Linked DNA regions of Homo sapiens: region 1 is linked to region 2. The links are chromatin loops, found by intact Hi-C in ENCODE. Cell type or tissue: PC-3. All regions are shown on one strand. Each heading gives the region's core, and the rest is flanking DNA. Links, peaks and the distances in the headings are about the cores only. Region 1 has its middle 92 kb from the start of NAALADL2. Region 2 overlaps NLGN1 (neuroligin 1).

Region 1 (17,492 bases), core at 4,491-12,490, 640 kb before region 2:
CTCAATGTTATTCATAAGATTTCAATAAGAAGTGTCTCTGGAACTGTGGAGGTGTGGCGTTTACAGAATTGTGAGTCTGTAAAGTTTATTACCTAAACAGGGCCATTCACTGCTGGATGAGTGTGCTGTGAGTGGTCATGGTTTCTATTTCTGATATCATTACCCAGATCGTATACACTTTGCGAAGTCACTCAACAGCCTCAGGCCAATTTTCATGCATTTTGTAATCCTACAGAACTTCTTAGAGTATTGTTGATGTTAGGGAGGTATTGGGCTGTTTTATTGCATGCCAAAAGAGAAAAACTTCAGGTTTAAATAAGAAATATTTGTCTTGCTTGGCTAGGCTTGTCAACCAACAACATTTATTGAGTTCCCATTGTGTATAAAGATTCTTATTTGAAGAAAGTTGACATAAAAGGAAAACAGTAACAGCTTCTGCTTCAAAAAACTGCTGTGGGAAAGAAGACAACAAATAAATATGCAATAGTAGGACATTTTAAAGTCAGCATCCTCAGTGTCTATGTCCAGATAACTAAAGCTGTTTTTCAGAGGTGCTTATTTTAGCCATATTTGTTACGTATAACACTCAGATTGCCCTTTACGGAAAGACTTCGTGTCCAGCTGCAAGGAATGTGGTGAGGTAACAGCTGATAACTTTATCTGGTTCTGCCTCAAATTCCAGCTGAGGTCACCTTATTATCAGGGCAAGTCCTGGCCAACAACTGTGCAAGGGAGGACTACAAAAGCCTGGTCATTTCCTCCCAGTGGAGGATTCCTCCAGTGGACAACCTTTGTTCTGGAGGACCCTGTGGGGAGATCTGCACTGTGGCCTGAGGGACTTATTCAATCCTGCTTCCACTCTTTTCCTTTAACAAGCCATTGGTTTACTAATAAAACATTTGCATGCTTAACTGCATTTCTACAATTTTTCCTGGAGAACCCAACTTGCAATAGAAAGGTTTTACAAGTGATTTGTAATATTTTTCAGCAGTAAAATTAATAAAATACTGATACATGCTATATCATGGATGAAACTTGAAAACACATGCCAACTGAAACAAGCCAGCCAACAAAGACTGCATATTGTATTGTTATTCCACTTTTATGAATATCCAGAATAGGCAAAACTATAGAGACAGAAAGTAGATTAGTGGTTTGCAGAGGCTAGAGTTATGAGGAGATGGGGAGTGACTGCTAATGGATGTGGGATTTTTTTTAGGGGAGGTGAGAAAGATGTTCTAAAATTAAATTGTTATAATGGTTGCACTATGTGAATATAATAAAAACCACTGAACTGCATACTTCAAATACATGAATATCATATTATATAAATTATCTCAATAGGGTCATTAAAGCATATATATGTATATATATACTAGTAAAGCATTTTTATGTATACTTTCCTATTTTTCTAAACAGATTATACTCATAACAGTGGCACTCAGGAACTGTGCGAAGACATGTGTCCATCTTTTACTGACAGTTGTCATTTCCAAGGGTACAAGCAGAACAGCCTAACTTTTCCGTTTGTGAGAACTGAAGTAAAAACCAACAGCCAAGTATGTAAAATCATTAAATTAAATCCAGATAAAGTGTAATCATAAGGTTTTAACCTGAGGTTGGGCAAAGTGAAAAGCCAAGGCTCTCTGAGAGCATGATCTCTCATTACTTAGAAGTTTACATTTCTATTACTTTTGTGATTAAAATAGCTGAAGATGTTCAGAATCTACTGTATTTGTAGGTGTGTATGTAAGTATGTACCTGCAACAGCATGTCATGTGACTTTTCCTCTTGGTGCAGAACTGCCAAAGATGCTAAGTATTCCCCCATTTAAAGAAAACTCCCCATGGGTCTGCTAAAGCAGGAAAAAGACATGTACTTAGTAAGATGAGGCCAAACTGTCACTGCAACTACCAACTATCGTGACACTTCCTCTGTAGAATCTGTGAAGAAACAGGGTTGTCCTCAAGTCCTCTGTCTTCTGGGATGTACTGGTTCATTATTAAAGGCTGTTGTTTCTCCTCGAAGTCAAGATGTGAAGGTATGGCTGACCAACTCTAAGGGGTCCCCTCAGGAAAGGGATTCAGGCATTTTCATTCCCTAGTTAGATGTCTATTTGGGCAGTTAGCCAGCAGATTTGCACGTGAGTCTACCTAAGAAGTAGAGAAAGAGGACTGCAGAGAGATGGTAGAACTATGATAGGGCACATTTCCACCATTTGACATGGTGAGAATTTATGAGCTTCTGATGGACCACATGAATGCCACAGAGGGTAGCTAAGGTAGTATCTATTGGTTATAATCCCATATAAGAAGGCCATATGCAGGGCAAAGGGATTCCAACAACTAGGAGCTGTGGGTTAGAGGAATAGTACTGGAAGCAAGGAAAGTGGGATAGTGAAAAGAGTACAGTAGAGAGATAATGGAAAGGCTTGTGAATAACTCATAAGTGTACCCAATGGAAGAGGTCTTAAGACACTTGCTTCATAAGGCAATCATGAAAATTCAGTGATAGAGGGGAAATAGAAACTGAAAAAGAAAGAATTTCAAATTTACAAAGTTAAGAGAAATGTGCTCATTACTCCTCTCATCCACTCTCTCACTCTCCATCACTTCAGCAGCTAGAACTGAGAGGAGGGAAGAAATAAAGGGACAATCATTGTTGGACTATTTAAAGTAAGTACACCTACCTAACGTGAGGCTCTCAAAGGAAAGAATTTAACAATACTGTGCATCACTTTAAACGTTGGGTACTCTAAAACGCAAAATAAGTGTTGATGGAAAGCTTTCTCTTGCCCACTTACCGCTAGTTTCTCCCCTCATAACTCCTGGAAATATTTGATATATGAGATAGACATTTATTCTCTGGAACCCTAAACATAAAAATTTAAGTATATCTTGAAGGCACACACCACAAACTTTAACTAGATATGTTCATAGTTCTGCCTAAGCTACCACTTCTATGAAAGTCTCATCACTAGCATGGAGTATACCTTATTCTCAGTTAAAGGGATGGAGAGTCTATCATCTAAGCCCTCTTCCCCAGGATCTCAGATGGCAAACTCAAGCTCAGTCCTTGCAGAATTCGTGGGTAGATCACTCCATTGTCTGTCTTTGATTATACACTAGGCTTCCACTGTGATGTTGAATTGGGTTCACACCTCTCAATTAACTAACAACAGGAAAGAGAAAAGTTTTTTAGCTTGTGGGATATTGTCTTTATTCCAAGGATACCTTCTCCTCTCTATTTCTATACTTTAACAGGCCTGAGAGCCACTTTGGTCTCTCCAAGGACCTCTATTACTGAATAGACTTCTCAAGACCCATCCTTCTTTCCATTCACTCTCTGTCACCTGTCCTTCTCTTTTGTAATTATCTGCATGACTGCTGTCACTTTAGGTCAGCACACACAGCTTTCATACTCTCCTGTGTCTCAGCATTATTTTTGTTCTCACTATTCCCAGACTATATGGCTATTCCATCTTACATATTCCTCCATAATTTCATATATTAGCTGCCATTCAGAACTGGACTGATGGCATCCCTGTATTTTTTAATTCCTTTAACACCTTTTAGAATTACTCTCTAGAGTGCACAACATCCTAATGTTTGATTTTTGCCACATTCTCTGTCAGATTGCACTTTAGAACTTTATATCAGAAGATGATACTGACATGAACAAGGTCATTTCACAATTGTTTCATGGGTTCCTCTCTTGTGTTTCCACCTTAACTTTCACCTACTATATCATTTTGTGTCTGTCTGCACCTATCAATACCAGAACGCAGACTTCATTCACGTAAATTAATGAGTTAATCTTTATAAGAGTACACCTATAGTTAGGTCAGAGTTATTATGATGTTTTAAGTCATGTAATTATTACCACCATTTAATTCTGGTTTCTCAGAATGGGGCCTGCAGTTAAACAATCAAAACTGCTTATTTTATTTAATCAATAGTCTCTGCTACTTGGATCAGTGAGATTAAGAGCACTACACTTTTCAAATCACATTTCCTTAAATTCATTCTTTAAGGAAAACACCAATTAGCATCCTATTATAGACAATTTTTTGAAATCTGCACACCAATTAACATCCTCTCCACTCAATTTAAATCTACAATTTTTAAAAATAAAACCACAGTGAAAATCTGGGAGGTAATACATTTCTCTTTTTCTCCAATGTAGTAATAAATTATGCTGGAAAAACCCTACACACATATTTTTATTTTCTAAGTCATTTAGGTAGAAACAGAGAGTAGCATCCTAGTCCAATGACATTGAATATATTAATTACAAAGGACTGAAGATTTCAAGAAAATAATTAGAATTAACCCACTGATTTATTTCTATATTTTGGGAAAGCTTAGTCATTTCCTTTGTATCAGAAAAATATTCATCAATTACCAATGATCATCAAAACTAAAATGTCCCTGAGAAAAACACCAAGCAATAAGCTTTTTAGGGACAAAAAAAATGTGTCTGATTTGTCTTTGTATCTCCCATACCTAGAGCAATGCCTGATCACATATGTTTGATAAGAGTAAGAATGAACAGTTGAGTATGTGCATAAAGTGAATAACCTTTTCCTTATTTCTCCATCACTTTTCAAAGCCAGTTAGTCATTGTCAGTTTTACCCTAAAAATGTCTGAAATTTTCCACTTAAGTCTCCCCACAAAATTCCATCAGAGTTTGATTACCTTGTATTCTTACAATAATCACTCCAGTAGTTTCTTCCCCTGTACCATACTCATGGATACCTTTCTAAACAGTAAGTCAGAGCTTTCACTCTCCTACTTCCATGCATCTTTTGGGTCTAGTTTGTGTGTAGAATGGAATCTAAACATTTTAGCAAAACACAGAAATCCCTAGGATCAGGCTCCAATTTACTTCTTTCTACGATGTGCATGTTTCGCCATTCCTTTACCAAAGCTCATGCACCCGACACATTAGCAATACCCAGTGTCTCTCTACACCCTAACCAAGCCATGCTCTTGTATGCCTTTGTACCTCAGCACATTACCCTCCCTATCTTTTCCTCATTCAGTAACAACCATGTCCCTAGTACTGCACTTCTGTTGGGTAAAACCTCGTATTGCACTCAATAGAAGCTAGTTATTTTCTATCAATATATACTTCTGTGATCACCTCTAGCTTGAAGCCTTACCTAACTCCTCAGATACAGTGGAGGTGCTCTTATTATACTTTGATTTTACTCTGAATTTTGTGTATTTCAATTAAATGTAAATGTTTATATCTCTTCCATTAGAGATCAGATGCTTTGCCTCTAATCTATATCCTTGATACCCAAAAGTGTGTTGGGTGGCAGAATGTATTTAATTTAGAAAGCACAATGAATGAATGATCAAAGTAATAGAAATAGACACCCAGATATTTGAACATCGAAGAAATTCAGTAATTCAGACTTCATAATTTGTATATTAATTCTAGTTTGGACAAAGCTCAGACTGAAACTTATCAATTATTATCTTTTAACAAAAAGGCTTGATTCCTACATATAACTTGGAAAATTGTGACAAAAGGAATAGTAAAACTATGAGTTAACAATTTTAAGTACCCATAAACAATTGAAATAAAAAATACGTATTTCTTTTTTTTTCTTTTTTTTTTTTGTTAGACCGAGTCTTGCTGTCGCCCAGGCTGGAGTGCATGGAGTGTAGTGGCACGATCTCGGCTCACCGCAAGCTCTGCCTCCCGGTTCACGCCATTCTCCTGCCTCAGCCTCCTGAGTAGCTGGGACTGCAGGTGCCCACCACCAAGCCCAGCTAATTTTTTGTACATTTAGTAGAGACGGGTTTTCACCGTGTTAGCCAGGATGGTCTCGATCTCCTGACCTCGTGATCCGCCCACCTCGGCCTCCCAAAGTGCTGGGATTACAGGCGTGAGCCACCAAAAAATATTTATTTCTCAATAGAACTTATGTATTCCTTAAGACAAAAACCTACTGAATTATGTTAGCTCGCATTTTGCATTGCTTTTTCACTAATACAATCAATTAACCTATAAAAGATTACCAATCATACCTATTCACAAATGAGAAGTAACAGAATAACCCAAGTTCACCAAAAAATAGAATTCAGGCCTTCAGAACTCCAAGGCAGTACTGTTCTCACCAATTTAACATCTTTATATTTGTTTACTCTGATAAAAATTGGTTACATATCACTTTTGTCACCTATTAGATCCTATTCTAAATTGACAGGCACCATGAGTGCAGATAAAGTCTAATATCAAGTTTTTATTCCCTTTGTTTTAACTCACAGTCAGAATATTTCTGAGACAAGCTTGTGTATTATTTGTACAGTTCTCTTCATGTACATGCATGTGTGTTTGTGTACATGAGTGTCTGTAAGAGTTACAATTTTGCTGAAAGAGTTGATGGATATGACATAACAGATTACTTCTTGTTTTAAATATTAATTCATAGAAAATTTCATCATTGATATGCAATTTCTAAAGATGGGCATCTAATATTATATATTGTATTATTTGTGAAAAAGCATATATAACTATCTTATGCCAAAAATATGGAGGCCTCTATGACCTAAAATTTGGTTATTGAAAACCCAAAAGATTTTTAACATCTATAGTAAGAAAACAGGCAACAGGGTTTAGATCTGGTATAAACATTGTAGCTATTTTTAAAATAATGTTTTTAAAGAAATAAATAAAATTAAAGAATATATAAGAAAAGAGAAAAAAACTTTTAATTGTTTTCAAAAGTGTGACATGAAGGCCCTTTAGAAGAAAAAAAATATGTTACTGGAGAAAACAGAATATAGAAATTTCCAAATTGTATTTTCTGTGCCTTTTTCATTGTATTTTTATGATAGAGGGCAAATCATATAAAATATAAAAATGAAAGGTATAATAAAATAAAAATAAAAATAATTTAGAATGTTCTAATACTCCAGCTATTGTCCTTAATAAATCCAGACGCTTTCTCCCTTTAAAATATTTGTAATAGTAAGGAAAAAAGATTACTAGGTATGCTAATAATTACTTAAATACATATTTTATAAAAAGTAGTTTACATGTGTAACTGAATTCCTCACCTCACTCAAACAACACAGGCAGGAAATTCTTTCACAAATATGCTAAAACATGACTAAGATTTAACCTTTATCATACCACGCAGGTGAAAAAAGAAAAACAGAAAAAAAACTATACCTGAACAACAAGGTTTTAGGCTGCATTTTCTGTAAGCAGCATAATATAACTACAAGTTTAAAATGCATTTGAATATTGAATAACAAATATCAGAGACAATAACAATAAAACCATAGGAACCACAAAATAAGGCATCAAAGGAAATAATATAGACTAGCGAAAATGGAACATTTAAAAAATTATCTTCCAGTGCTTATTCAAGGAACCAAAGTTAGATGTTATTTTATATATTTAACTGCTTCTATTTTAAAATAAATATTAAAATAAATCAATGTTAACCATTCAACCTGAAATTTTAAAAAGAAAAAAAGAAAAGCAACCCATAGCGATAAGTTAATGAAATTAAAGGCATACTATATTAACTTATTAAATGTATAATAGCATTAAATTGTGAATACAAAGGACTTAAAAAATCAGTGGCAAAATTAAAAATCAAAATAGAGATACAAGCAAGCACTTCTAAAAGTTCAATTATATGACAATAAAGTACAAAACTTCAATCAAATGTATGATTTTCTGGTATTGGCATAAGGCAATAATTAAAAGAACTATTTAAAAACTCTTTTCACCAAGAAAAACCAGTCCTTTTTGATTAGCAAATTTATTCAAACTTTTAACCATATTTTATAATCTGCTCATGTCATAGACAAAAAGGTATAATCTGCCTAATTTGTTCCTTGATAAAAAGGGATTATTTTTTAAAACTACTAAATGTATCTCCAAATAAGTAAATAGTTGTAATTGCAACAACTTAGCATGTCATTTGAGTCAAGCACTGGAGTTGGTGCCTTATATTACTTGACTTCATCCACAGAACATACCTACATTATGGACTAAAATTTCTACTTTATAAATGAAAAGACTAGGCTCAGAGTTAATGCCAAAGGTAATCAAAAATAACTAGCAGAGTTAAAGCACAAACCCAGCTCTATCTCACTCAAAAGGTTATGTTCTTAACCACTAAGTTGTACTGCCTCCCAGCTAAAGATATTATTATATATTATCCAATTTTACTTAAGTATAAAAGAATTCATGATATGATTTACTCACTGAATTGACTGCCAGTAAAAACACTTCCTCTCCAAAACAATTTATCATCCTCCAACTCAAAGAAAGCAAAACGAAATTACTAACACTAAAGTAAATAAGTTATAACTTGCCAGAAAGGGTTTCTATGTTCTCCAAAACCTCTTTTCCCCACCTCCACCAACTTGCTTGGGTGACTTGCTTCTCCTAGTACGTTTATTTAACCTACATCAAAATGTCACATATTCGAATTGAGGTAACAGTTTCTAATAGGCCTCTTCACTTACGTATTTCTGTTAAATTTTCAGCTACTCTATTTGCTGGCTTAGATTGTAACCACAAACCTCTCAGTTTTGAACATTGACATAACCTCTTGTACTTCGCATTCAATGGAACAACTCTCTTTGCATTCTTTGCTCATTCATTCAACTCTCTATGAGGAACTTCACAGGAAAACAAACATATAAACATATAAAAAAGGATAAGCAGTTGTTCTGAGTTTAGATATTCCTGATAATCTATTTTTGGAGAATTGAGAAAATAGAACCAGAAAATAAAAGCTCCAAGAGAAAGTTCATTTACATGAACATGTCCCAATATCAGGCACTGTCTCTTGTACGTAAATGTGGTAAGCCATGGCCCCATTACTTAGGTCAATCCTTCTGGCGTGGGTAAGCTAGTGAATAGCTTCCTGTGAGCGTCATAACATCAGTGGACAGTGACTGGCAAGAGCCTATCTAGTAGACACCATATAACGTTTGAGTGCTACAGCATGATGATATTTAATGGGCAATAAGAAATTCTCCTCGGAACATGAATGTTAGATCCAGGTGATATCACCTGATAAAGGCAGTTTTGTAATTAAGTTTAGAGTGATGTGTTTCCTGGTAAAAGTCTGGTAAGGGTAACTATTAATAAAAGAATCTCACACTAGACAGAAAACTTAACCATGCAACAAACTTGATTATGTTTCCTAACAGGATATAGGAAGATTTGAAAGGTCTAATCTGCTCTGATATCATTTATTATTAAATCGACTCTGTGCTTCATTGCAATCAACTGTTAATTATATTAGTTGTAACCACTGAAGTGCTCAGTTGTGCTAATTTTCACCAATCTTTCAACCAAATCCCTCAGAAAACTCAGGCCTATTCACTCTCAGGAGGCCATATGAGACTGAACCAAAGGCTGTTACCTCTGCCTAAACCTGGTGCAACACCAGGGCTACCACCCAGGGCTGCACAGGTTGTCCATGACACAATTCTAGGCAGTGCCATTCACATGGACAATAGGTGAATGGCACACCCAGGAATTGTGTAGGGCACAAAATGCACAGCTGTCCATGCAGGCTCTGCCCAAGATCCGCAGATAGTAAAGAAATTTCAGCCTGCTTAGTCCTCAATATATTATTGTATATCTAACCCCTACTAGAATGTAAGCTCTCAAAGGGCAAGAAATTTTGCTGGTTATGTTCCCTGATATGTGCCAACTACCTAGAATAATGCCTGCTCCAAGGTAGTTACTCAATAAATATTTGTTAAATAAATAAGGCAAAGGTAGAACTCTAAATCTACAACAGATAAAAAGATTCCAATTCTATAATAGAGAAGCAATTAGTGTTTAAATAAAGATAATAGTAGAAAGAAATAACAACAAAAACAGATGTCATAGTAGTAGCCTACATGGTACAGGCATTTGTTAAGGCTCTTTTGAAGAAGGTGCCCTTTGATGTTGCCTGAAAAAGAAACTATTAAGTTTATAGCTTTGCTTCTTGACACATAATGTGCACAGCAGACACCTTCACCCATCCCATACCTGTATTTCATTTCTGACTCACACCTCGCAAGAGCCTGAGCGATACACTGAAGAAAGCATTGACCCTCAAAGATCCAGTGAGAGATAAGGTGAAGATCAAAAATGCCAGTAGCTGTCAGGACACATTAAAATGACTACTTCAAAATGGTCACTTCAAAATTCCATGCCTCGTGGGTCAACAGCCCCATCAAAGGAAGTACAGTGACTGATTTCTGGAAGACAAAACCAGCCCAATAAGGTAACATGATATCAGAAGTGAATGCAAACATTGAATAATGACATCCAAATAGGATAAGAAAGGGAAAGGTGGTATAAAGAGGCATTCCCCAGAGAAAGCAGAAGTCTCTTTCCTTTAGAGCTCCCAATGAAACACATTAATCATCTAGAAAATTGTGAACAAAATGCCAAATCTTTAAAACTATTGAGGGGTGTTTATCTGAAATGGTCCTTAGGTAGACCTAGCAGTGAAAATAAGGTTGCTGTTTCCAAGGGTTTTGTGTGTATCACTCAAGCCGGCAACAGTCAATTACTCATAGAGTTTGGTGCACAGTACTAAGTGGACTTTCTTGCTCCTCTATCATTTCTTTTACTGGCACAGTGTTAGGTGAGGATATCACATTCATTTTGACAGGCAGCTGTTGTATGGTGTGAAAATTCAAGTGATGAAAAATAATGCAAACACTTTCTCATGTTATCATTTTGTCAATAAATGGCATTCTACTGAATAATATAAAAACCTGTATTATCTGCAAAGCTGCCCTAAATCCTGTATTCAAAAAATAAATCCTGTATTCAAAAAATAAATAACAAGGATTCACTCCTAAGGATCTTGAAGATAAGCAACATTGTTGTCAACTAACCTAGAAAAGAAACAAATATGACTGGTATTCATATATAACCTACCTCTTCAGGGCCCATAGTGAAAATGGCAAGTTTTTGAAAACTGGAAAACTACAGGAAACTGCCCACCTAACATAAAACCAAGTGCAAGGAGACAAGGATAGTAGAGGAGATAAATATGATAAGAAGACAAGAATGCTATTACTTATTTAGTAATAAATATAAAACTAAACATTTTCTCTCTATGCTGGTAATGAAACTTGTTCTTACTAGACTTTAGATGACAACATAAGCTCTAATATTTCACAATAAAAATGTGTATTCCTCATTGCAACTATTTAAATAACCTTCCCAATTTGGTGCAGTAGCTAATATCTTTAAGTGGGTTCTAGTACTGAACTTTTATAATAACCAACCACTGTCTCTTGTTCTCTCTGTCTCTCTCTCTCTCTCTCTCTCTCTCTCGTGTGTGTGTGTGTGTGTGTATGTGTGTGTATTTCTGTGTGTATTTTATCCAGTCTAAGTGAAATCACTTGGTTGACTTTTATTTTCTTGGTTATTTAGTGTCTCTTTGTATTATTTTAATGCTGTCACAGAAATAGAAAAAAAAACAAAGGTAGAAAGTAACATGTACATGTATAACTTCCAAGTTCTCTGTAACAATGTTTGTCTCTAATTGCTTCAGATTATTTTTCAGCATACAAATAAATTTTCCCTGGTTGTTTCTAGTTGGACTTATACTATAAAAAGTCCACCTCTCTTCTACTTCTGTTTAATGATTTGTCTTATTTCTCTCCTCCTCTCTAACCCACAATTACTGCCAGAGTACAGGTCCTTATTCTCATCTAACCCAAAAATTACCTGGTAGCCAATTTTATTAATAATCAATGTTTTTGTAAATACATCTTTAAGAGCTAACTTTCAATCTTGATCTTCAAATAGCAGTGTGATATTTGTTTTGTTTGCTTTTTATTTATTTTTGTTTGTTTGTTTTTATTTTGAGACAGAGTGTCGCTCTGTAGCCAGGCTGAAGTGCAATGGCACAATCTTGGCTCATTGCAACCTACACCTCCTGGGTTCAAGTAATTCTCCTGCCTCAGCCTCCCAAGTAGCTGGGACTACAGGTGCACACCACCACACCTGGCTAATTTTAGTATTTTTAGTAGAGACAGGGTTTCACCATATTGGCCAGGATGGCCTCAATCTCTTGATCTCATGATCCACCTGCCTCAACCTCCCAAAGTGCAGGCATAAGCCACTGCACCCGGCACCTTTTGCTGTTTAAGTCCCAAGAAAGGGAATTGTACATTTGGTACACAAAAGTTACCTAGCTTAAAACTATGAATTGAAGCAAAAGATCATGAACTGCAGTACAGGTACATGCTGTGGTACAATAATTATCATTGGGTCATTCTACTCAGCACCCAGCATGTGAGTGAATAATGTTTAATCCAAATTTTGGTTTAAAAAATAGTTGATAGCAGAAAGAAAGTGGCCAGTGGATAGTCCTGGCTTGGGTAGTAAATACCTTTGTGTTCCTTTGAAATCTTTCAATCTCTCTGAATCACAAAGAGCAGATTGACCTATATGATTTCAGTCTTTTCTTTAAAAACTCTATGATTTATTTCCTCATTCTCAGCCTCAGTTTCCTCATTTAAAATAGGAAGAGGAAGAAGGCTGATTGGTTAACTTTGGTTACACACCATTTCTAAAATTTTATGGCTTTAAAACTGCTTGGGACTTTAATCTTTTTTAAATTTTGTTTGTTTTTTTTTTTTTGTTTTGTTTTGGTTTTAGTTTTCTAACCAGAAAAGAAAACTGATGTATAGATCTTTATAAATCCAATTTCAAATCATTTCACTCTACAACTCTCATCAGCTTGACCATTTTTATGGTTATTTTTCATTTTCTACCCCATTAACACTAGATACATTGCAAATTCACTGAACTTTGTCTGCTGCAATCAAAAAATGAGTTGGTGAGAAATGCTACTTCAACATTTTAGTCTTTTTTTTTTTTTTTGAGATGGAGTCTCGCTCTGTAGCCCAGGATGGAGTGCAGTGGCGCAATCTCGGTTCACTGCAACCTCTACCTTCTGGGTTCAAGCGATTCTCCTGCCTCAGCCTCCCAAGTAGCTGGGATTACAGGTATGCACCACCACGCCCAGCTAATTTTTGTATTTTTAGTAGAGACAGGGTTTCACCATGTTGGTCAGGCTGGTCTTGAATTCCTGTCCTCATAATCTACCTGCCTCAGCCTCCCAAAGTGCTGGGATTACAGGCATGAGCCACTGCGCCCGGCCAACATTTTTGTATCTGAATAATCTTCTTCAGTACATAAAATTGTGAAATTTCATCATATTAATTATTATATTCATATATCACTCTGAACAGGATTGGAAATTTCAATTCATAATTATTTTCAGGATATAGTCAAATTTACAGGTTAATACAGAACTTTTTTTTTTAGTAAAATAAGGTTAACCTAATATTTTAGTGAGTTCATAATAGGATCCAATGTGGTAACTCAAACACAACTAGGAGCAAAGTAACTGTACATTGATTAATTTTTGCTGAAATTGTGGCTCCATCTCCTTTATTTACAGTTATTATTTGTAACTTCCCACTTACATCAAGAAGCTTCAAATATTACATTGTCAATGATACATATTATGTTGTAAATTATACATTATAAAGATACATTTCAATTATTAAGAAGATATCTTTGTAAAAAAGTTCTTGATTGTTTTAATTTTTCAAGCTCCATGTAATTAAGATTTTTTTTTATTATTGGCACTGTAGTTGCAAATATTAAAGTTATTATTTGGTATTTCATGAGTATACCCATCACGCTGATTTTCTAAATAGTAAGTTTTAGTATGCTAGAAGCTGATGCTGCAGAATTGCCTCAGGATGACTCTGGGGCAATGTTTTGTATTTTGAAGTACATCACCCACCATGGGGCCCCAAGTCTGACTTAGAACACTCTGAAATTCCAAGTATTTCAATATTTTTTTCCACTCCCTTCTTTCCATAAATAGCTGGGATTGACCTAATCCTAGCCCAGGAAGAAGGGAAAGGAGCTAATTTAATGGAATCAAATGTTTAATGTAAAGTTTTGCTTTATACGGAACATGGTAACAAGTATTAAGAATGCTGCTGGGCGCGGTGGCTCACGCCTGTAATCCCAGCACTTTGGGAGGCCGAGGTGGGAGGACCACGAGGTCAGGAGATCGAGACCATCCTGGCTAACACGGTGAAACCCCGTCTCTACTAAAAATACAAAAAATTAGCCAGGCGTGGTGGCGGGTGCCTGTAGTCCCAGTTGCTCGGGAGGCTGAGGCAGGAGAATGGCGTGAACCTGGGAGCTTGCAGTGAGCTGAGATGGCGCCACTGCACTCCAGCCTGGGTGACAGAGCGAGACTCCGTCTCAAAAGAAAAAAAAGCAAGAAAACGTATAGAAAAAATCACTTCCCCAGATACATTGTTTCATTTCATCAAAAAATAGAAAAAATCAATATCAATATAGCTTTAAAAAATACATGATATATGTAACTATGGATTTGGAAGGCATGACATTGAACATACCAGCCCAGAGATGTATAACTCTAAAATATTAAACATTATTTGCTTCTAAAGAGCAGCACAGATGAGAGAATTCAAATATAACATTAGGTTGGTGCAAAAGCAATTGCAGGCTTTGCCATTAAAAGTAATTGCAAAAAACTATCACAAGGACAAAAAACCAAACACCGCATGTTCTCACTCATAGGTGGGAACTGAACAATGAGAACACGTGGACACAGGAAGGAGAACATCACACTCCAGGGACTGTCGTGGGGTGGGGGGAGGGTTAGCATTTGGAGATATACCTAATGCTAAATGACGAGTTAATGGGTACAGCACACCAACATGGCACATGTATACATATGTAACAAACCTGCACATTGTGTACATGTACCCTAAAACTTAAAGTATAATAATAAAAAAATTTTTCTTAAAAAGTAATTGCAAAAACTTTTGTGCCAACCTAATAGGATCCTTTATACTCTCTTGGTTAGCTAAGCATAATACATATGACCATTTACACAGATAATCTAAGTCATCTACGTTCCTGAAATTTGCTTCAAGAACCTTGTAAGTGATCCATTTTTATGTATCATGTAATATGGAGTTAATATACTATTTTTCTACTGTAAGACATTAAATTATATTTTATTTTACACTTAAGACTTTATTTTAAAATAGCTTTCTGTTTTCTAGTTACTATTCAAACTTTTGTTAGTTTTTTTAATTATCATCTATGTGAAGAAAATATTAAAAATCTTTAAAAAGATATTCCATAATTAGGGGTTCCATGAAAATTGCCAAATCAGAATAATCAAATGTAATTGTCATTATAAGATAGATACTGCTAGGCACTCGGAAATAGATTTTCATATAGAACCATTCACTTGGAACAATTATTTTCTTTAGAAGTAGAAGGGTTTAAAGTCAATATGACATGTGAGACTAGGGAATAGACTACAGGGTGCACTACTATGGAAGTGATTTTGGATCTGAGGTTGCAAAGAGAAAGTTAAGTTTAATGGGCCTGTGAATAATCCTTGTGTACTGCATCAGCTGTGTGGGGATCATTAGGAATTAAAAGATCACATACTAGGTTTGCCCAAAAAAGACAATTTCTTTTCTCTTTGTCCCCCATTTGCTAGACTTGGACAATCACAAAGAATAAAAGTTGGAAGTAAATTGAAAGAAACAACTAAGGTAATTGAACCGAATTCAAAACAAGTGTTTGGTTTAACTAGCTGTGACAAAGACAAATTTCTTCTCAGACAGAAATGAATGCTAATGTTCATTACATTACCAACTCCGAGTCACAGCCAAACACATTAGAAATGGCTGAATCATAAACTTAACCTATGCACAAAGAAAGCAGCAACAAGGACAGCAAGAGCCTAGCAGAGGCCATTCAGTGGCCATCCAGTAGAGACCTGCCTTCCTGACAAATCCTGCTGCCTGCTCTCAGTGATGCTATCACATATCAGTAATTAAATTCTCCACCATGAATAAATCTAAAAACAAATCAAAGAATCCCACTAAATCTAGGGCTTACTTGTCTGGACTGTCCACAGTCCCTATTGCAGTATTCCATTGAATGAATGAAATGAATGAATGGTTCCTTTGTATGAGCAAATCCAGCCAATGTATTCTATTATGTATTGGCTGACCTGGAAAATTTACCACTAGGTTAAGAAATTCAACTGGCTTTTCATATTTCACTGAAAAATTACTATCACTCCTCCTCGGTGGGAAGGTTTCTTTGCAAACAAGTAGAGGAATGATGGCAGTGTGGTGCCATGAATGGTCTTCACCAGCATGGAGATATGGAGGAGACACCTGAATGACTAGGCCTATGGGTACCTACTGTGGCTCTTCCACTGTTTTTTTGCTGCTTAATACTTCAGACAATCAGTTTCCTTGCATACATAAAATGGGAAGAAAATTACTGCCTGCTCTATCTACTTTACAGGAGACTGGAAAGATTAAATAAGATCCATGAGAATGTTCTGTGTACTGTGAAACATTAGCCAAATAAAAGTGATTTGTGGGCCGAGCACAGTGGCTCATGCCTGTAATCCCAGCACTTTGGGAGGCAGAGGCGGGCAGATCACAAGGTCAGGAGTTCGAGACCAGCCTGGCCAACATGGCAAAACCCCATGTCTACTGAAAATACAAAAATTAGCTGGGTGTGGTGGCAGGTGCCTGTAATCCCAGCTACTCGGGAGGCTGAGGCAGGAGAATCACTTGAACCTGGAAGTTGGAGGTTGCAGGGAGCCAAGATAATGCCGTTGCACTCCAGCCTGGGCAACAAGAGCAAGACTCCATCTCAAAAAAAAAAAAAAGTGATTTGTATTGTATTTGATAGTATCAGAGAAGAAACATGTTAGTAGATTTGGTTTGGTACTAATTCTAAGCTTCTACTAACAGATCTATTCATTGAAGATAAATATTTTAATTGAAAACTAATCTTCAATGAACCTCTAATCCACCAAAGTGTATAATACAAATAATTCCTGCTTCTACATTTTGTATACTCCTCTTTTGCAAGAGCTAACAAAAATGCTTTAAGCAGGAAACACAAGCATCGTTAGATCTGCATTTTTACCAATTAATAAGGCAATGCACCATGTTCAAATCAATCTAGGTGGGAAATGAGAATTTTGTCTTTTAAAAAGCAAGGGAAGAGTTTGCACAGGCAAACAAATTTGTATCTGGGTCTTTAATGTAAATTGTGAAAAGGGTACATGATTTTTTATTCCTATCTAAAAGCAAATCCATTTAAAACATCTGAATCACTCCAGATAAAGTATCTGAATGCAAATTAACAACACAGCATTCAGTGCAGCCATTATAAAATAAGGCAAGTAGGAGACTAATTCCAGCTGCCAAAATACACAAATAATTTTGGTAGCATAAATGCAAAACAGATTTCTTCTAGTTAATTCTAAATTTCTGGAGAAACAAATCTTATGCTTTCTACCAACAAAAGAAAAAAAAGTATGTAGATGAAACTACTTCAATCTTAACTAGATAGAATGTTTGCTGGCATAATTATTTAC
Region 2 (8,000 bases), core at 1-8,000:
GAAAAATTCTGAGCTTTTCCTAAAAATAAACATAGATTGTGATTGTAAATTTTTTCAGCTCCACTTCATATGTTTTTCCTAGATACTGTAGAATGAATGAATGAGTGTGTGTGTGTGTGTGTGTGTGTGTGTGTGTGTGTGTGTGTGTGTTGTAAACCGGGGGTGGGGGGAGATAGATATAGCAACAGGTGGTGAGTTGAATCACATTTATTCATCTATGCCATACAAAACGAGATTTTTACCTCTTTAAATTATGAGCCAAAAAATTGATCGTTTGGGCCTCAACACTTCTAAGTCTTGAATGTAGAGGATAAAAACTTTCCCTAGCCGACTGATATTTCTGAAACCAAATGAGGGTTTGGTAAGGAGTGGCAAGACAAGGCTTTTATACGCTACTTATCTGCTTGTGTTAGGGCTCTTATCTCCAGATTTGACAACAGGCTAACCATACATGTTTGGACATGTTTTAATTGAAGCTTGTTACCTATAATGTCCAGGTAATGACCCAAACAGATGCAACGTTCTGCTCTCCACAGGACAAGGATGCATTCTGATGAGAAATTTCTCTCTCTAATTTCCTTTGTTTCCCATTTCTATTTTGATTTCCTGGGCCTGCTGTATTTGGCAGGCAGACACATTTTCCAGATGAAGCAGTGAGGAGGGTGATTGATAATCAGGACAGGCTTTATGATGTTCTTTTCGGGTTGCTTTATGCAGCACCATATCTAAAGAACCCAGCCTTCCTGAATGTCCAGGCAGGTGTCTCCTTTATGAAGCCCACTGAAATAGCTTGTCCCGAAATGGACAAGTTACAAGCTACCAACTGAGAAGGTAAAAGCACCCTCACTATGGGTTGTCTAAGGTCAGTCACTTGGACTAAATGTACAAAGATGAGAACTACATGGACTTTGGGGCTGCTTTTAAAATGGGTCAGTAAATAATCGCCATTCAATCAGAACAGCAGTAAAGAGACTGGATATATTCAAAGGCAGTAAAATGGAGGCGAAAGCTACTTTCTTTCCATTCAACTGAGCCGTTGTAAGGATCAAGTAAGGATCCAAATGAAAATATTTCAGAAAACGTTAAAATTTAATTCTTATCTATCCCACATATTATCTTTTCTATTATTATTTTACTATTTTTCATGACTCCAGCTGGAGGGAAGCTGGAAGTCAAATTTAAATTATTACACCTTTACAAAGTTATTAGAAATGAATTACCTCTTAAAAATGAATGTAGGATAGGTAGCATTCCTGCTGGCTCTCAGGCTAAGCTTAGCGTGTGAATCTATTTGGTCAAAAAAGACCTTTTGTTTTAGGGGACTATCAAAATTAAAAATTGAGAGTGTTTCCAATAAAAATTTCATATTCCTCTTATGTATTGGAAAATTAGGAGGTTTCGTAGCAATGGTTTCTCATTTAGCATTAAGTCATTCATTCAGTGACTCATTCAACAAATTCTCATTGAGAGATGGGCACTTTTGTACACATTGAGAAAATGACAGAACAAAGTGGCAAAAATCAGCTAGAACTAGCAGAAGCCGCTTCTGTACACAGCTTTTTGTACTTTAGTTTTATCATAGCCCCCACCACCCCTATATTATATTCAGACAACCAGGCTCACTATACTAATTTATTTTAACTGCCTTGTCCCTATAAACATTTGTGTTTGTGATGCCTGGAATATACTTTCAGTGTGCACCCAAATTCTAGAAAGAGACCTTAAATGGACCCAACTTATTGCATTTCAAATAATACATGAAGGATAAAGTTGGGAAGAAAATTGCCAGCTGTTATTACACTCAACTCAAGCCTCTATTAAGTACCTGCTACGTGTACCTTTTTTGAAGGGTTAGTATTGGAACTGAACCTTGACAGGAGAGGAGTTTCTACAGCAGGATGCATGGGGAGGGTGACATTTCAGGTGAAGGTAGTATGACCGACACATTTAAGAATGTTGAAGAGACGAGTTTGGCAGGAATATGGGAAGAAGGAGGGAGTATTACTATTTCAGAGCCCTACACCTGATGCAAAAAATGCAGGGGCTATTGTTACTATGTCAAAAGAATTAGCTATTACGAGTAAAAAATCTGCCAGAAAATAACAACAGGATAACATAGAATCAAGTGGCTTTAAAATATTATGTCCTTACAATGCTTAAATAATAGAAAATAACCACACCCTTGGATCACATGGTTCCACTCTACTAGTAAAGGTTGAAAGGAGAGGAATACAGATAATTTAGAAGTTTCTAAATATCTACATTACTTGATCTTATCAAACTACCACACACTTGGGCATGATTAAACTGTTTAGATAAGATTTCTCACACAGTATTCCAAGATATTAAGCTTGATGAGTCATGATGGTAAAAATATTTATTAAGCCTCAGCTTCAGTCTAGGAAACATTTTTAGCTTCTTTTGGTGTCAAACATAACCTATAAAATCATATTATCCCCATGACATTTTTGGAAAAAATGGTGAGATATACCCTACTGTGCAAGTGTATAAACTGTATCTAACTATCTATCTTACCAATAGAGTTTAGAGCAATAGTTAAGAAGTTAGCATGCCATGCTAGCACATGACATTTTGTAGTTCAGAAAAAAAGCTTCTAATGTCTTTGGGAGCCAAGAAATCTCCTCTTCATTAACAACAAATTTATTTATTTATTTTTAGTAAGTATTGTGTAAATACCATGTATCTGGTGCTAGATTAGGTACATGGAAAAGGCAGCTTAGAAAAATCACAGAAGTTGTCCTCCAGTAGTTGGTGATTTTCAAGGGTCTAGTTTTCCAATATGGCATTTGCACAGGTTTAAGGAAAGGCACAGTATCTTATTTTATATTCTCTTCTCAGTCCCAGGTTAAGGCAAGTTTTGATATGGAGAGTGAATTGACTCCTAAACTATATTAACAATAATGATGGGAACAATTAACTGAGGAAGAATTTATTACCACACATGGTATCCTAACAATTAAGTTACATAAATATTTAATCTTACTCTCTGCAGTGCACTTGGTTGGAAGGAATATACAGAAATAATAAAAGTCACATCCATTCAACACTTGGATCATCTGTACCTGTCACTCCTCTAGACACTTCATGGACATTATAATTTTTAAACTATGACCCAGGTCTGTCAGGTTGCAAAGTATATTTTCTTTCCTCTACACTATGGTCTGGTGCTTGCCCTCAGTGAACTCATAAATCTAATGGGAGAGACAGGGCTACCACACATAAAGCAATAAGAAAATAAACAGAAACTAGTTCTGTGGCCTTGATTTTAAAGCCCAAACAAACAAACAAACAAAGAAACAGTGACAATACAGCAAATCCAGTTCAAGAAAGGGAAAGGTGAAGGCTCTAGTGGCAGTGACAGAGTATAAGGCTTCTTCTTTCCAGCATCATGCCCGGGTGAACACAGATTTGCCTCCACTCCTTCTCAATGTGTGACCTTGCACTCAGATGCTCATTTCTTCATCTGCAACATGACAATATTACTTATTGCACTGTGAGACTAAAAGTTAGATGTAAAAGGTCTTGCATGATGTCTGCCCTAAAGTAGAAGCTCTGTGTTGTTAAAGTTAACAGCTATTTTCTTCTTTTTATGACTTAACCGCATAGTAGTTTCTGACAAAGTGACCGACGACTACTCTCTGGAAATATTCCTCACTCCTTGTGGCCTGGGATGCTACAATCTTAAAAGTTTTCTTCCTATCTCTTGAATACTCTTGGTTTCTTTTGGGACTCAGTGCCAAGTTTTATCTGCTTCTTTTATCACCGTATACTTTCTCTGTATACAATCTCATGTACAACCATGACATGTGCATGTATATTCTGCCAACTCACTAGGCAATATTTCAGACTTTGACCTCTCTTTGAGTTCCGAACTGGAATATGCAGCAGCCTATTCAGTATCTCCATTTGACCATCTTACCAGTATCCTAAGAAGAGTATGTCCACACCTGAACTCCCTGTATCACACAGCTCCCCCACCTAAACTCCTTCTCCTTTACTTCCCTCTAGCTTTGTAAACAGCACCACCATCTGGCTAGTTGTTCAGCCCACACATCTAGGGATCATTTTTGATAATCTTCACCTCCTTGTGCTCATATACAGTCAATCATGAAATCTTTTTATGACTTCCTCTTAAATATATTTTAAATCAAACCTCAACTTTTTATCTTCCCCTGCTGCAACCTAGTGTAAGCCAATATGGCCTATAGGCTAAAATATTAAATGAGTCTTACTTTCTTTTTCTTCACCTAGATCATCCTACACAGAGTCATCAAAAAGTCTTTTCAAATCTGAAAATCTATTAAGATCATATCTAAACTTTAAGCCTTTTCATTGCTCTTAGAATGGCTTTTCATTGCTCTTAGAATACAAATAAAAAACCTCAACCTTTGCCTAAAATGCTACCTTATAATCTGGCACTTGAATATTCCTCCAACTCCATCTCATGCCATTCTCCATGCACTCTCAATATTCTGCAGCTAGACTAGCATTTTTTACATTCTTCAAGTGTCCCAAGCCTGCACCTGAGTCAGGCTCTTTCAATCTGCTGGCCCTTCTAATGTTGCCTGGTCAATTCACAGTCAAATTTCAAGTGTTAGCTTAAACTTTCTCAGAAAAGATTCCAGGAACCTCCGTGCTAAATTTGGTCCTTTTGTTACATGCTCCCATAAAATTCTGTGTTTCTTCATCCCAGCATTTAGCTCATTCATAATATACATACATATTTTATATACGTGTGTAATATATGTATATACACATATACGTATAAATATATAAGTATATACTATAAGTGTATACTTATATATGTATATACACATATACATATATATAAGTATGTACTTATATATATACGTATATGTGTATACGTATATATACGTATATATGTATACGTATATATACGTATATATGTGTATACGTATATATACGTATATATATAAGTATATGTATATAAGTAAGTACATATGTATATATACTTATATATATACACATATATGTGTATATACATAATCTATAATATATTTGTTTCATTTTAATCTCTCCCATAGAACAGGGACTATGGTGATTTTATTTATCAGTGCCAATGTATTCCCATAAATTAGTATCAGGCTTGTACAAAACAGGTGCTCAAGAAATATCTTTGAATGGAGGAATATTCAGTGGATTTATGTTCAATAAATGGTAGCTATTAACAGAGCAGTAACAATGATACCAGTGACAATGTATAGTAGTCAGCTTGAGCTGTCATAGCAAACACCATAGACTGGGTAGCTTAAACAACAAAAATTATTTTCACACAGTTCTAGAGGCTGGGAAGTTTAAGATTAAAATGCCGGACATTTGGTTCCTTCTGAGGTCTCTCTTTCTGGCTTGTAGATGGGAACATTCTCACAGAAAGGGATCTCTCTTTCTTCCCCTTCTTAAAAGGCCACCATCCTACTAGAGTAAGGCCCCGCCCTTATGACCCCATTTAATCTTAATTATCTCCTAAAGACCCTACCTCTAGATAGAGTCACACTGGAGGTTAGGGCTTCAACATACATATTTGAGAGAACACAATTCAGACCACAGCACAATGGTTTATGATGATATACAAGACTTGAAATGCATCAACGTATCTGGAGGAGCAGGCAGTTGAAGTACATAGGATATATTAATAAGAGGTTCTAAAAGCTGAACAGATGTGTTGATTAGTGAAGGAAGCCTTAGAAATAACTGCAGATTCTTGAGCTTTAAAGCATGACCACTACAGTTTCACAGGAAGATTAATATGGCACCTATAGGCAGAATAGATTAAATGGGTGCCGGCTATGATATTCACCAGTGTATGAGGCATGGAAGCAAGAGCTTCAGTAATGGAAGCGGGAATATATGAAAGGGAGTAATCATTCTAAGAGACTTCCACAGAAAGATAATACACTATGACTGCTTGGAAGAAAAAAATATGTATTTATGACTCTATGAAGCAAGAGGATAGAAAGAATTCTATGAGAATGGGGGACTGTGAAGGGAATGTTTCCAAACCAGGGAAGAAACCCCAAGGCAGAATTGTAAACAAAACAAAAGGTAAACAAAACAACAACAAAAACAGCCTCTTGACTACAGACTCAACATTGATGAACTCCCAGGCAGAAATCTTTGACAACCACAGACGATGCATGGGCTCTCGGCTGTCTCTTTTGTAATTCACCAGCAACAAATCCCAATGTTCTGCTACTCTGGTGGCCATTAATTTTTCTGCCTTTGTCACTGGTTTTCATCTCCAAAACCTGCATGCAAATGGCTCTCTGCTCTTTGCTTTGGGATTCTCAATTATGAATCTTGATGAGTTGGAGTCTATGCCAGAAATCTCGTGGTAGGTGAATTTACCTTAAATTAAGCATCCATGGTTTCACATTTCACTTGTCTTCTACCTAAATGCATAACTGATAGCATTTGACATCCTCTTCTTGGTGGTTCCAAGATATGTTCATATATCAGCTGATATTTGCACATATGCTTGCTATCTTAAAAAAGCTTTCTCCTTGTCTCATTTTAAAGAGGAAATTTTTATTTATTAATTTATTTATTATTACATTTTATTTTTATTAACAAATAGCATGCTGCTGAAACAAATTGACTTTGTACATGTCTGACAACCAAAAACATCGGCATAGATAGGTATAGTGGATCTAAGAATGAGAAAAAAAAAATTCATCTTCTCTCTGTAATTAAAAACCCATAAATTAAGCAAGGGTAGGAAATGATTTTCCATGTGAGGGAAAAACCAGAGCAAATGATCTTTTCTTTGAGAGGTCTAGCTCTGGGCTTTGGCTTAAAAACAACGTCATTGTTAAATCTGAAGGGCAAATTTGCCACATGATGATCATGAGGCTGCGTCAACTGCATTTTTTCCTTCTCCCTGAAGAGGTTATTACAGAACAAGAATTATTTTGAAAATGTCATCAGAGAGGTGGAAAAAAATAATCTCCCCCTCTAGGTAGAAGATAATAAAAGACTAAGGGATCCTGGTGGATTTTCAGCTAGCAGAGGACATAACCTGTCTTTCAGTTAAAGCAAGAAAGTGTGCAGCAATGTTACAGTTCCTTTGTATGACCCTGCCATTTTTATTTTATGGTTATTAAGCCTTTCCTTCATGCTCAGCCTCTTAGATAACATGCAGAAAACCAGTCTTCCAAATGGGTTAAAACTTTATGTGAAAAAATGTTGATCTCAAAGAGGTTATCTGCTATACGGGGGAAAATAATGAGATGCGGATGGCATTGAACAACTTACTATGTTTTTACAGAGATCGAAAATGGGCAATATGATTGGGCTTGGGAAATACGTTTACTCATTTTTCCTATTATCTATTTTTATAAAAACTCTACAGGGTATGTTAAGACAGTATGACTGAAAGCCAGTCCAAAGGAGAAGGAATTTCAAAGAGCAGAAAGAGAAGTCTTTACTTAGGAAAGACGGAAAAATTTTCCACATATATGAAGTAAAAGAATAGATGGAGGAGAGCGTGGGTGTAAATTAGAGGCAGAAAAGTCTGCTTGATTTACAGAAGAAAATGACAAGTGCAAGAATAGTGAGTTCAGTTTCTCATATTTATATGCTCATGTAGGCTCAGCTCTACAAAGTAAAGAAATTAGAAACATATGTTCTGGTAGTATATTCTAGTTTACGATTTTGTCCCCATAAAATCCTATGTAAGTTAAATGATGAACGCTTTAATATATGGGTATATAGTTCTCATTGTGTAAGCTACCGGAGGTATAAGAACTTGAAAGTTAAAACTTATTGTTTATTTTTTGATAAAAAATTCAGTGATGAGAACTGGATATTCAAGCATCCAGAAGTGAATCTATTCCAAATGAAATTGTATGCCCATAGCTATGGAGCAAATATTATTTTTCTTATTTTCCTGTGCTGGAAGTCTAGTTTAGAACTAATTTCTAAGGCTACTTGAAGCTCAAGCCAGAATTGCTGATTACATT

What was found. Hi-C counts contacts between places; a loop is a spot of excess contacts. Peaks named below come from ENCODE experiments on the same cell type or tissue, not always from the same donor. Only the 100,000 strongest peaks of a DNase experiment are listed, where the experiment ranks them.
Region 1: a loop joins it to region 2, with 5 times the contacts of the local background. A loop is called at or near these places in 2 of 110 quality-filtered maps.

Annotation. Positions count from the first base shown.
Region 1 is chr3:174,758,987-174,776,478 of GRCh38, reverse strand. It overlaps a transcript of NAALADL2 not described here. Among named protein-coding and RNA genes, the nearest start is that of NAALADL2, 92 kb to the left of the region's middle. In PC-3, for the core only: no CTCF peak of the experiment used is centred there; a DNase peak (open chromatin) is centred at 8,338; H3K4me3 peaks cover 449 bases; H3K27ac peaks cover 1,433 bases.
Region 2 is chr3:174,121,505-174,129,504 of GRCh38, reverse strand. All of the region lies in intron 4 of NLGN1 (neuroligin 1), which reads right to left. Among named protein-coding and RNA genes, the nearest start is that of NLGN1-AS1, 200 kb to the right of the region's middle. In PC-3, for the core only: CTCF peaks have their summits at 3,839 and 4,040 (motif pointing left); DNase peaks (open chromatin) are centred at 1,924 and 4,034.